3 separate regions of the Homo sapiens genome follow, and all the other regions are linked to region 1. A link is a contact called in ENCODE Hi-C or POLR2A ChIA-PET data. All regions are on one chromosome and are shown on one strand. Each heading gives the region's core, a stretch centred on a gene start or an enhancer-like site at or near the end of the contact. The rest is flanking DNA. Distances are from core to core; before and after follow the strand shown.

Region 1 (3,366 bases), core at 285-2,784:
TTATGTCACGCCAGGGAAGGGAAAATAAGAATTTTTAAAAAGCTTGCTAAATTCAAATATGACCATTTCATCTAGATTTCTATCAATCCTCCTCCCCAAAATTTCTTTTGATTAAAAAAAAATCAGAACAACAGATTTAAGCCTACAGTAGATTCTACAGACTACACCTAGATTACTCTGCTCTAAGGCCAAGGAAAATGTTTACGATTTCAAGATCCACTCAGAAGCAAATACTGTATCTGCAATGCGTAAGCTTTTCGTTGGCAAGACCAGTCAATAGCAGAGGCATGCAAGGTTTAAAAGGTTAAGTGGATGAAGGTTAAAAGCTAATAATAAATTAGCCAAGAAATACTACTTCCCACCGAGCCATAAAATAATTTCGGTCCTACAATCCTAAAAAACCAGAGAGGTTTCTCGTTTTTGTAGAGAACATCTAACCCTCCACGGTCTAAATGACCGTCAGAAAAACAGCACCAAGGCACCAGGGGTAGCAGAGACGGAGATTTCTAACACTGGGTGAGCCCGCGGTCGCAAATCTCATCGCGATTTCACCTTTGGGTGAAAAGGTGGGAGGGAAGCACTAAGTTTCAGCCTCGGCTCCACTGGAAACAGACAACGTCTGAAGGACTCTGGGAGGAGGCGGAAAGGGGCGAAGTCGTGGTGTCCGCGGTGCAGCAACACAGAATCGGGATCTTGGAAACGGGATGCGGAGGAGTGGGCTCTTATGTAAGCACACACCAAAACTGTGCGTGCACCCCCCGCCTGATGCACATCTGAGCACACGTACACAGAGCATCTCACCCAGGGGTGCAGCCCCAGCCTGCGTGCGCCGCTGAGCAGGGCGGACTGACCCTTCGGCCCGTCTGCACGTTCCCCCAAATCAGCGCAGCCACCACCATGGGCTGCAGTGGGGGCAGCCCAGGCTCAGGAGCCCCGCCCGGGACGGAGCCTGGCTTCCCCGGGACGCCTGCAGCGCGCGCCCACAGTCTCCTGCGCCCTGGCCCCGGCTCCGCGAGCCCGACCCCCAACCCGAACCCCACGCCCTGACCCGGCTCCCTGCGCTCGGACCCGACTCCCCGCATCCCGGCTCGAATCCCGGCATCCGGCCCTACTCCCGCACCCGGACCCGAATCCCCGCACCGGGACCCGAATCCTGCACCCGGACCCGAATCCCGCACCGACCCAGCGGCCCGGCCCAGCCCCGGGGCTTACCTCGCGCGGCCCAGACCCCGCCGCCGCACAGCAGCCCGGCCAGCAGCAGCCGGGCGGCCGGGGCCAGCGCGGGAGCGGGGCGGCGCAGCATCGCCAGCCCGGGGCGGGAGCGGCAGGGAGGCGCGCGGGACGCCGAGCGGAGCTCTCGGAGCTCTCGGGGCTCTAGGGGCCTGGGGCTAGCTGCTCCGCGGCGCGGGGAGCTCCGGGGGTCCAAGGAGGAGCCGCCGCCGCCGCCGCCGTGACGCTGGGCCGCGCGCTCAGGACGCGGCGCCCTCCCCGCCTCAGAGCAGCGTCTTGCTGAAGGCAGCGGCAGCAACTAAGATGGCGGCGGCGCTCTCTCTCGGGTCCGGCGAGGGTACCCGGCCGGGGGCGGGGTGGCGGCGGGAGGGGCGGGGATGGGGAGCGACGCGAGGCGCGCGCGCGGCGGACCCTGGGAGCGCGCGGGCCCGGGAGGGGCGGGGGAGAGGAGCGGAGGGAGCGCGCGCGGCGGACCCGGCAGCGGGCGCGCGCCTCCGAGCCCGTCGGCCCCGCCTGGAGCGCGCGCCCGCGGGGACGCGCCTGGGGTGGGTTCCGAGCGGCCGGGAGGGGCCCGGGGGACTGTATCCCTTTCCCTGGCCGCAGATGGAGAGCCTCAACTCCGCGTCCCTACGCGCGCTCCCGGGCTCCTAAGGCCGGGTGAGCGGTACCCGGGGACCCGCTCCTCCTTCTCCACCCCGAGGACTCATCCTTCCCACCCGCTCCGCCGAGGAGCGCAGACCCCGGCGGAGCAGTGCGGCCCAGGACCCTTGTCACTTCGGGCAGGTCGCGTCGCCCCCCAGAACCTCGGGGTCCTCGTCTCCCCAGTAGAGGTGTTGAGAGGGGTCACGAAAGGGGGTCCAGGAGACGAGGTCAGCGAAACGCGCCTGGTAAACAGTTAAGGGCCGCGCAGCACTACCCACACCGGCTCCCGCCCCGGGACCTGCCCCCGGGGAGTCTGTCCTGAATTCACTGAAGGAATCTATTTGTGACTTTCAAAAGGCGGCTGGTGTGCGCGCTCTTTCTCAGTGACATGGTGCGATGCTGGTTCTTAGAAATGCGGAGGTCCGAATGGATAGAGAGGACAGAGAAGCCCTCCCCCTCTACCGTGGATCCCTACAGGGATCTTGGGGTCCTCCCAATTTCCCAGCGTCCAGCGGCCCCCTCCTCCTCGCCTCTGGACCCCTGGCACCCCCCCGCAGTGGAGGAAAGGCCTGGAACAGCCGTGGATGGGCGTGTGTGCAGGCACTGTACCCTATGAGACACTACTGGCTCCATTTTGCAGATAAGGAAACTAAGTCAGAAAGGTGAAATGACTTCCCCCGTTGGGACAACTATTGTAAAAAGAATCAGCCCTCAAGGACAGGATGTTCGCATTAGGGGGACACCAACAGCAAAAAGTGGAACCCTAAAATGTTCATTTTTCGAGACCGCTGGAGGAGCTATCCATGAATGTCACTGCTCCAGGTGGGGGTGGAGGAGGCTGGCAGCACTGGAGGCTGGGTGGAGACTGGTTTGTGGGGCGCAGAGGACTTATTTAGGAGACTAGTGGGCAAAGAGCCCAAAAACGTAGACTGAGGTCAGATTGGGGGAATGGACTTGATCCTACAGTCAACAGGAAGACCTGGAACGGCTGGGAACAGCGGTGTGATGTGACCTGGGGAAGGCTTCAAAAGCAATCTGGAATCCAACTCCCTGAGCCGTGTTCCCCGTAAGCGTCCTGCACCAAAGCCTACAGATTCCATCTTGTTAATGTCTCTCCTTCCTTCCCCTGCTCCCCCTCCCCTGCGTGGAGGAAGACCGGACTCTCCTTGGCTGGACCCTTCCCAAAGCACCTGCCTGGCCCGGGCAGGCTCCAAGCCACACCCACCACTCCTTCCAGCCAAGGCTTTGAGTCATCCTCTCCCCTGGTGACGGGTGTTGCCATTGCTTCTGCCCCTCCTGGAGTTATAAACTCAGTGAGTGCCTCCCTGCTGCCACCTCGTCAGGTCCAGACATCTCTGCTGGGCTTCCCATCCTCCACCCAGCTGACCTCAGGGCATGCTGTCTGCCACTGTCTCTTCTTATTCATTCCCCTCCCAGGGCCAACATCACACTTCCTCCTCCACCCATACCCAAGCCTCAGGTCCTTACAAGGAG
Region 2 (2,934 bases), core at 282-2,781, 530 kb before region 1:
TTTGTAGTAGTGACGGGTTTCATCGTGTTAGCCAGGATGGTCTCCATCTCCTGACCTCGTGATCCGCCCGCCTCGACCTCCCAAAGTGCTGGGATTACAGGTGTGAGCCACCAAGCCCAGCCTGGTCCTGAACTTCTGACCTCAGGTGATCCACCTGCCTCAGCCTCCCAAAGCGCTGGGATTACAGGTGTGAGCCATCATGCCCGGCCAATTATTATTATTATTATTTAATTTTTGTGCAGAGTCTGTGTCTTGCTCTGTTGCCCGGGCTGCTCTTGAACTCCTGGGCTTAAGTGATCTGCCTGCCTCAGCCACCCAAAGTGTGGGGATTAAGGGCGTGAGAGCCACCACCTCCAGCCTCAAGTGATCTTTTAAATGGGAAGCACCCCTAAGCTGCTGGCCATGGCTGCCCACCTGACTAGTCTGGGTTCAACATTCCTAAACCGCTGGCACCTGGAAAGTCAGAATGCCCACTCAGGCCCGCCCAGCCCAGGGCAGTTGGTTGAGTCTCCGTAATCCTATTCTGAGTTCAAACAAAGCTAAACCAAACTGATTTTCAGCACCGTAAAATGAGAGACATCAAACTTTGTAATCTCACAGTTCAATTGGGTTCCAAGCTCTGGACAGCTGGCCTCGGGCCAGGCACTGTTTCCTCGCCTTTACAGTGAGTGTGTCATTAGTCCCACCCTCACTGTACTGGGTTATGGTAAAGACACAGTAACTACGGAAGCCCCGCTATTTGTTTCGGCTCCCCCAGAAAGGCTAACTCCTCACCGTTTTCAATGGACACTACACAGCGAGGGGTGGGGAATGCCAGGAGATTTTGCTCTCAAAACAGCAAAGTCTTTAAAATCTTCCCAGTCCCAAGTGACTGCTCTGTTCGGGGAAGGGGGAGGAAAATTCCTTGAACGAGCTAGAGCCACAGGACAAGTCCCCAGAGGCTGGGACCTGTTCAGGGAGCAGCCCTGCGGATGCCAGGTGCCCGCGCCCTCAGGGTCTCGAGGTCCGAGGCCCCCGTCCCCGTGGGCACCGAAACGCGAGCGGCCGAAACAGCGCTGCAGGAGGCTCCCTGGACCCCCGGCGGCTGCCCACTCGTCCCCGCTGGGCACTTCAGAGGAGGCCGGCGAGGCCTTGCTCGGGGTTCCTGGGACAACCCCACTCTCCGCGAAGATTTCTCCTTCTCGTAAGACCCCCGCCCCCACTCCAGCCTCCCACGGCTGCAACCCAGGCCCTGCGCCACGCGTTTCCCAAAGACGCCTCCGGAGGGACCCGAGCTTCGGGCCGGCAACACCAGGGCGGCGGCTCGGGAGAGGGCTGCGGACTAAGGGGGCGGAGGGGGCGGCCGAACCAGCGCCGGGCTGACGCGCCCCGCGCCCCGCGCCCCGCGCCCCCGGCCTTCCCTGCAGTGCTGAGTGGTCCGTGCGCCCGAGGTCGGGGGCGGGGCGGGGCGGGGCGGGGCAGGGACGGCCCCGCCCACCGGCGCTTTTCTCTTTTTTTTCACTTTAAAGCCGTCGGTTGCTTTTTCTCCTCCGCACAGAAGTCGCGCTCGGGCAGCCTGCGCGCTCGCAGCAGGAACCAGGCTCCAGGCGCCGGCGCCGGGGCCGGGGCCGCGGGGAGGAGGCGACTTCGCTCCCTGCGGCGGGCGCGGCCCGGGCGCCCGAGCCTCCTCGGCCTTGGAGAGCAGCGGCGGCGGCGGCACCCCGGGCGCGGTAGGCGGCGCGGGGCACCTGGGACCCCGATGGGTGGGCGACCGGCCCGGGAGGGGGAGGCGCGGGGGGCCGGGCGAGGGCGGACGCGGGGATCGCGCCGCTGGGGGACCGAGTGGGTGGCGCGGGGCCGGGCGCGGGGGAGCGGGTGGAGTACGGGATGGGGACTCGGGGCGCGGCCCCTCCCGCGGTGGCTCCGGGGGCGCCTCCCTCGCCGCGGCTCCTGGGAGAGGGGCCCAGGCCCGCCCCGCGCTGCCGCCGCTGCAGGGCAGGGGGTCCCGGGGCGAGGCGCGGCGGGGGTCTCGGGGCGCGGGGACCGTCGCAACGAGTTGCGGTCCCGAGGAGGGGCTGGGGCGCTCCGGGGCCGCCGACCCGTCCCCCCTTTAGCCCGGGGAAAGCGGGACCCCGCTCGGCTGAGTTAGTTTCGCTTTTCCCGCCAGTCCGAGTCGGGATTGGCGGCGCGGCCCGGTCCCCCGTCGGGGCGCCCCCACCCTCCCGCAGCGCCTCCCCCAGGGAGCCTGCCGGGGACACCCGAGCGCCGCCCTCCCCGCCGCCCCGGAGCCGCCGCGGCTTCTCCCAGCAGCGGAGGGAGAGCCGGAGGGTTGTCAGGAAATCGATTAAATCAGAAAAACAAGGGCGGCCTGGGCCCGCGGGAGGAACCGCGGATGGGTCACCGTCCCCGGGCGTGTACTGGGCTCGGTGGCGTCCAGGTTCCGGTGAGGACGGGACGGCCCCGAGAGGAGGGTGCGGGTCTGCAGGAAGAGCGGGTGTCTCTGAGAGTGCATCTGCGTGTGTGTTTGTGCATGTCCTTGTGAATATGTGCCTGCGTATGAGTGTGTCTGTGTGTTCATGTGGGTGTGTGTGTGAGTGTGTCTCTAAGTGCATCTGTGTATTTATGTGCCTCTGAGTGTGTGTGTGAGTCTGTGTGTCTGTCAATGTGTGCCTGAGACTCTAAGTGACTGTGTGTGTGTGTGTGTGTCTGAGTGCGTCTTTGTGTATTTGTGTGTGCCTCTCTGTGTATGTCTGTGTGTCTTTGTGTGTGTCTGTGTGTGAGTGTGTATGTGTCTTTGGGTGTGTGTCTCTGCAAGTTTGTGTCTCTGAGTGTCTGTCTCTGCAAATGTGTGTCTCTGTGTCTTTGTGTCTGTGTGTGTCTTTGCGTGTGTGTGTCTTTGTGTCTCTTTGTGTGTCCACACGTGTCTCTGTGTCTGTCTCTGTGTCTGTGTCTCTG
Region 3 (3,102 bases), core at 147-2,646, 610 kb after region 1:
ACATGAAGCTTGGCCACGTCCTGTGACTTGCTTGGGGTCACCAGGCTCAAGGGAGGGAGCTGGGCTTTGCAGCCACAGTGTGCTCTAAATGGGGCTGCTCACCAACCAGCGACCGGCCTTCTCTCCTGCTGCAGGCTTGGTCTCACTCTGGATGGCCTGCCCTGCCCAGCCCCATGCTGCCCATTAGGGGAATCCGTCAGAGGCTTGCCCTGCTTGGGCAGGAGGACTGTCCAGGTAGACTGGGATGCCCACAGAGAGCAGTGGACAGAGGCGAGAAGTGCCTGTCATTTCCAGATGCCACCCACTGAGCAGATGCAGAGGAAAGTCCTCAGAAGGCTGATTCCTCCAAAAAGCTTTGATCTGGGTTTCAGCCCCTGGCAAGCTTAGGGAACTTGAGGGACGTCCCTGGGAAAGGAAGACAAGGAGTGGCTTTATGTGCTTTCCTTCGTTCTGAAAGTAGCACCTGCTTGTGACAAATGCAGAATACAGAAATATAGGCAATAAAAAATAATAAAACAAAAACCTAGAAATACAGGCAGGGCATGGTGGCTCACACCTGTAATTCCAGCACTTTGGGAGGCTGAGGTGGGATGATTGTTTGAAGCCAGGAGTTTGATACCAGCCTGGGCAACATAGTGAGACCTGGTCTCTACAAAAAATAAAAATTAGCCAGGTGCGCTGATGCAGGCTTGTGGTCCCAGCTACTTGGGAGGCTGAAGTGGGAGGATCACCTGAGCCCAGGAGGTGGAGGTTACAGTGAGTCTTGGTGGTGCCACTGCACTCCAGCCTGGGCGGCAGAGTGAGACCCTGCCTCTCAAAAAACTACAATAAAAACAAACCAAAATTGGGTTTGATGGTCTCACTTCATCGTTAACATAAAGGAAAAACAGTAACACTTGTGTCAGAACTATACTCCTGCCAATGGCAACAACGCAGTTCCTGTTCCACTCGCTGAATGAGGTCACGGGTCGTTCACTCATTGTAGTCTTTGTGACGCTATTGTTGGTGATAGAATGATAAAGTTGATGGTCGATTTTGCAAGATACACCTGAGGTACAGGTGCATGGAGCTCCTGATAATGTGTACTGCGTTACATGATCTGTAAATCGTGGGCTACGCATCCTCTACACCCGACTGGAACACGCTTTGCACCTATGCGCACACGTGTTTCGCGGAGAGTGGTGCTCAGCGTTGTGCCAGGCGCTGAATCAGGCTCTGGGGTGCAGCAGTGACCTCGGTGGTCATGTCCCCGCGTCGCCCGGCCACCTCCGCAGAGCAAGCTGAGCAGGGGGCTGGCTGGAGGCCGACGGCGGAATCCCCTCAACGGAGCGCCGCCAGGGGGCGCGCGAGGCAGGGCGGAGCTGCGTACTTTGTCCGCCCGCGCGGCCCGTCGCTCGCGCCGCGGCGGGAAAATCCGACCTGGCCGCGCACCACCGCCCCTTCTCGGCCCTCCTGCGTTTGCCCAGGGTCGGCCCGCAGTGATGGAGGAGGAGGCGGAGACCGAGGAGCAGCAGCGATTCTCTTACCAACAGGTACAGGAAAACGGGGGTCGGGCTGGGCTGGGGCAGGACGGCGTCGAGTTTCTGGACAGAAAAGTACCCGGCAGCCCCCGGCGGCTTCTCATCGGCACCCCGCCCCCGGGCGCCCCCCGCGGCTGCGCATGCGTTGGCTTAACTGCCGCGGGTGGTGCTGGGAGGCGGTTTCCGCGGCAACGCGGCTGGACCCTGGCCTGCGCTGGCTGGGGAGGAAGCGGTTCTAGGGGAGCGTGCGGGCGCCGGGGTCCGGCGGCGAGAGGCCACCTTCTGGCCTTGCGATGAATCCTCGGTTTCCCCTTCTCAGATGGGGTTTTCGTGAGGGTACAACGTCGGCATTAGACATTCCAGGTGACGCCCGTACGCGGTGGGCGGTTCGGGCCGGAGCTCTGGAACGCTGGCCCTGGAGGCGTCGACCCCTCGTTACTGATGCAGGGACGCGGTGCGGACCAGTCAGGCCCAGAGCTCGTCCTTAGATGTGGGTTCGAATCTCTGCCCCGCCAACTTGTGATCGTATCGACTCGGCCCAGACGCAATTTTCTTCTCTGCAAAATCGTCATAAGAATAATCACTTGTCAGGGTAGCTGCGGGCATCCCATTCGTTCCTTTCATCAGCGCCGGGCATATGGGGCGTCAGAGGCTGAGAACGTTGCCGTGAAGAGGCTTAAAAGCAAGACCCGGAGTGGCGACCTTAAAGAGGACGGACTGAAGAAACGCGGGAATGAGCTCCAGACGCGGGAGTTTCCTCTCTACAAAGTTACACTGCAGCAGCTGTCTACCCTGCCCCTTGTCTTTTGAGAAGTTCAAACCTTCAGAAAAGTTGCAAGAACACGGTACAGAATGCCCAGATGCCCGTCACCTTGATTCACCACTAGTTAGCATTTTGCTCTGTTTGCTCCCATGCTTCCCTCCCAGCCCCGCGATTGGAGAATTAATTGCAGATATTTTGACACTTCGCCTTTACATTTTAATTCTTTAGTACACATCTCCCAAAAACAAGGCATTGGCTGGGCGCGGTGGCTCACGCCTGTAATTCCAGCACTTTGGGAGGCCGAGGTGGGCAGATCACTTGAGGTCAGGAGTTCGAGACCAGACTGGCCAACATGGAAACCCCCTCTCAACTAAAAGTACAAAAATTAGCCGAGTGTGGTGGCAGGTGCCTGTAATCCCAGCTACTCGGGACGTTGAGGCAGGGGAATCGCTTGAACCCGGGAGGCGGAGGTTGCAGTGAGCCGAGATCGCACCATTGCACTCCAGCCTGGGTGACAGAGCGAGACTCCATCTCAGAAAAAAAAAAAAAAAAGGCATTCTCCTACTACATCATTTCAATAAATTGTCCCACTCAGGAAGTGGGACAATTAATTTTGATAAAACTCTATTGAATGTGCATTGTCAAGTGCCCCCACTTGTCCTAAAGATGTTTCTTTTAACTGTCTTTTTTCCTTCATCCAGGATTCAGTTAAGGATGGTGCATTGCATTTAGTCATCTTTGGTCCTGCCTACCCTGTTTTTTTTTGGTTGGTTTTTGTTTTTTTTGAAACGTAGTTTCACTCTTGTTGTCCAGGCTGGA

Evidence for each region. A loop is a pair of places that touch in the nucleus more often than their neighbours do. ChIA-PET counts read pairs that join two places held with the same protein, here RNA polymerase II (POLR2A). Pooled maps may share reads with other maps.
Region 2: a pooled map shows a loop between it and region 1 (2.4-fold over the local background). The contact joins the promoter of SPSB1 here to the promoter of CLSTN1 in region 1. A Hi-C loop is called at or near these places in 4 of 50 pooled maps. POLR2A ChIA-PET finds 5 or more read pairs at or near these places in 2 of 52 experiments (MCF 10A and WTC11).
Region 3: a loop to region 1 is called in a map of PC-9, with 30 times the contacts of the local background. The contact joins the promoter of CENPS here to the promoter of CLSTN1 in region 1. A Hi-C loop is called at or near these places in 1 of 168 maps with a recorded cell type or tissue (PC-9) and 6 of 50 pooled maps. POLR2A ChIA-PET finds 5 or more read pairs at or near these places in 1 of 52 experiments (OCI-LY7).

The regions. Positions count from the first base shown.
Region 1 is chr1:9,822,431-9,825,796 of GRCh38, forward strand. It overlaps CLSTN1 (calsyntenin 1), which reads right to left and starts at 1,535. Exons shown (of 19, transcript NM_001009566.3): 1 at 1,213-1,535. The coding sequence starts at 1,303. RefSeq lists silencers at 1,257-1,336, 1,347-1,496, 1,667-1,716, 1,737-1,796 and enhancers at 1,409-2,125, 3,186-3,245.
Region 2 is chr1:9,291,363-9,294,296 of GRCh38, forward strand. SPSB1 (splA/ryanodine receptor domain and SOCS box containing 1) reads left to right here and starts at 1,532. Exons shown (of 3, transcript NM_025106.4): 1 at 1,532-1,709. RefSeq lists silencers at 1,197-1,366, 1,417-1,496, 1,567-1,636, 2,177-2,466.
Region 3 is chr1:10,429,037-10,432,138 of GRCh38, forward strand. CENPS (centromere protein S) reads left to right here and starts at 1,397. Exons shown (of 5, transcript NM_199294.3): 1 at 1,397-1,532. The coding sequence starts at 1,482. It overlaps CENPS-CORT (CENPS-CORT readthrough), which reads left to right and starts at 1,397. Exons shown (of 4, transcript NM_199006.3): 1 at 1,397-1,532. The coding sequence starts at 1,482. RefSeq lists a silencer at 1,495-1,744 and an enhancer at 1,995-2,044.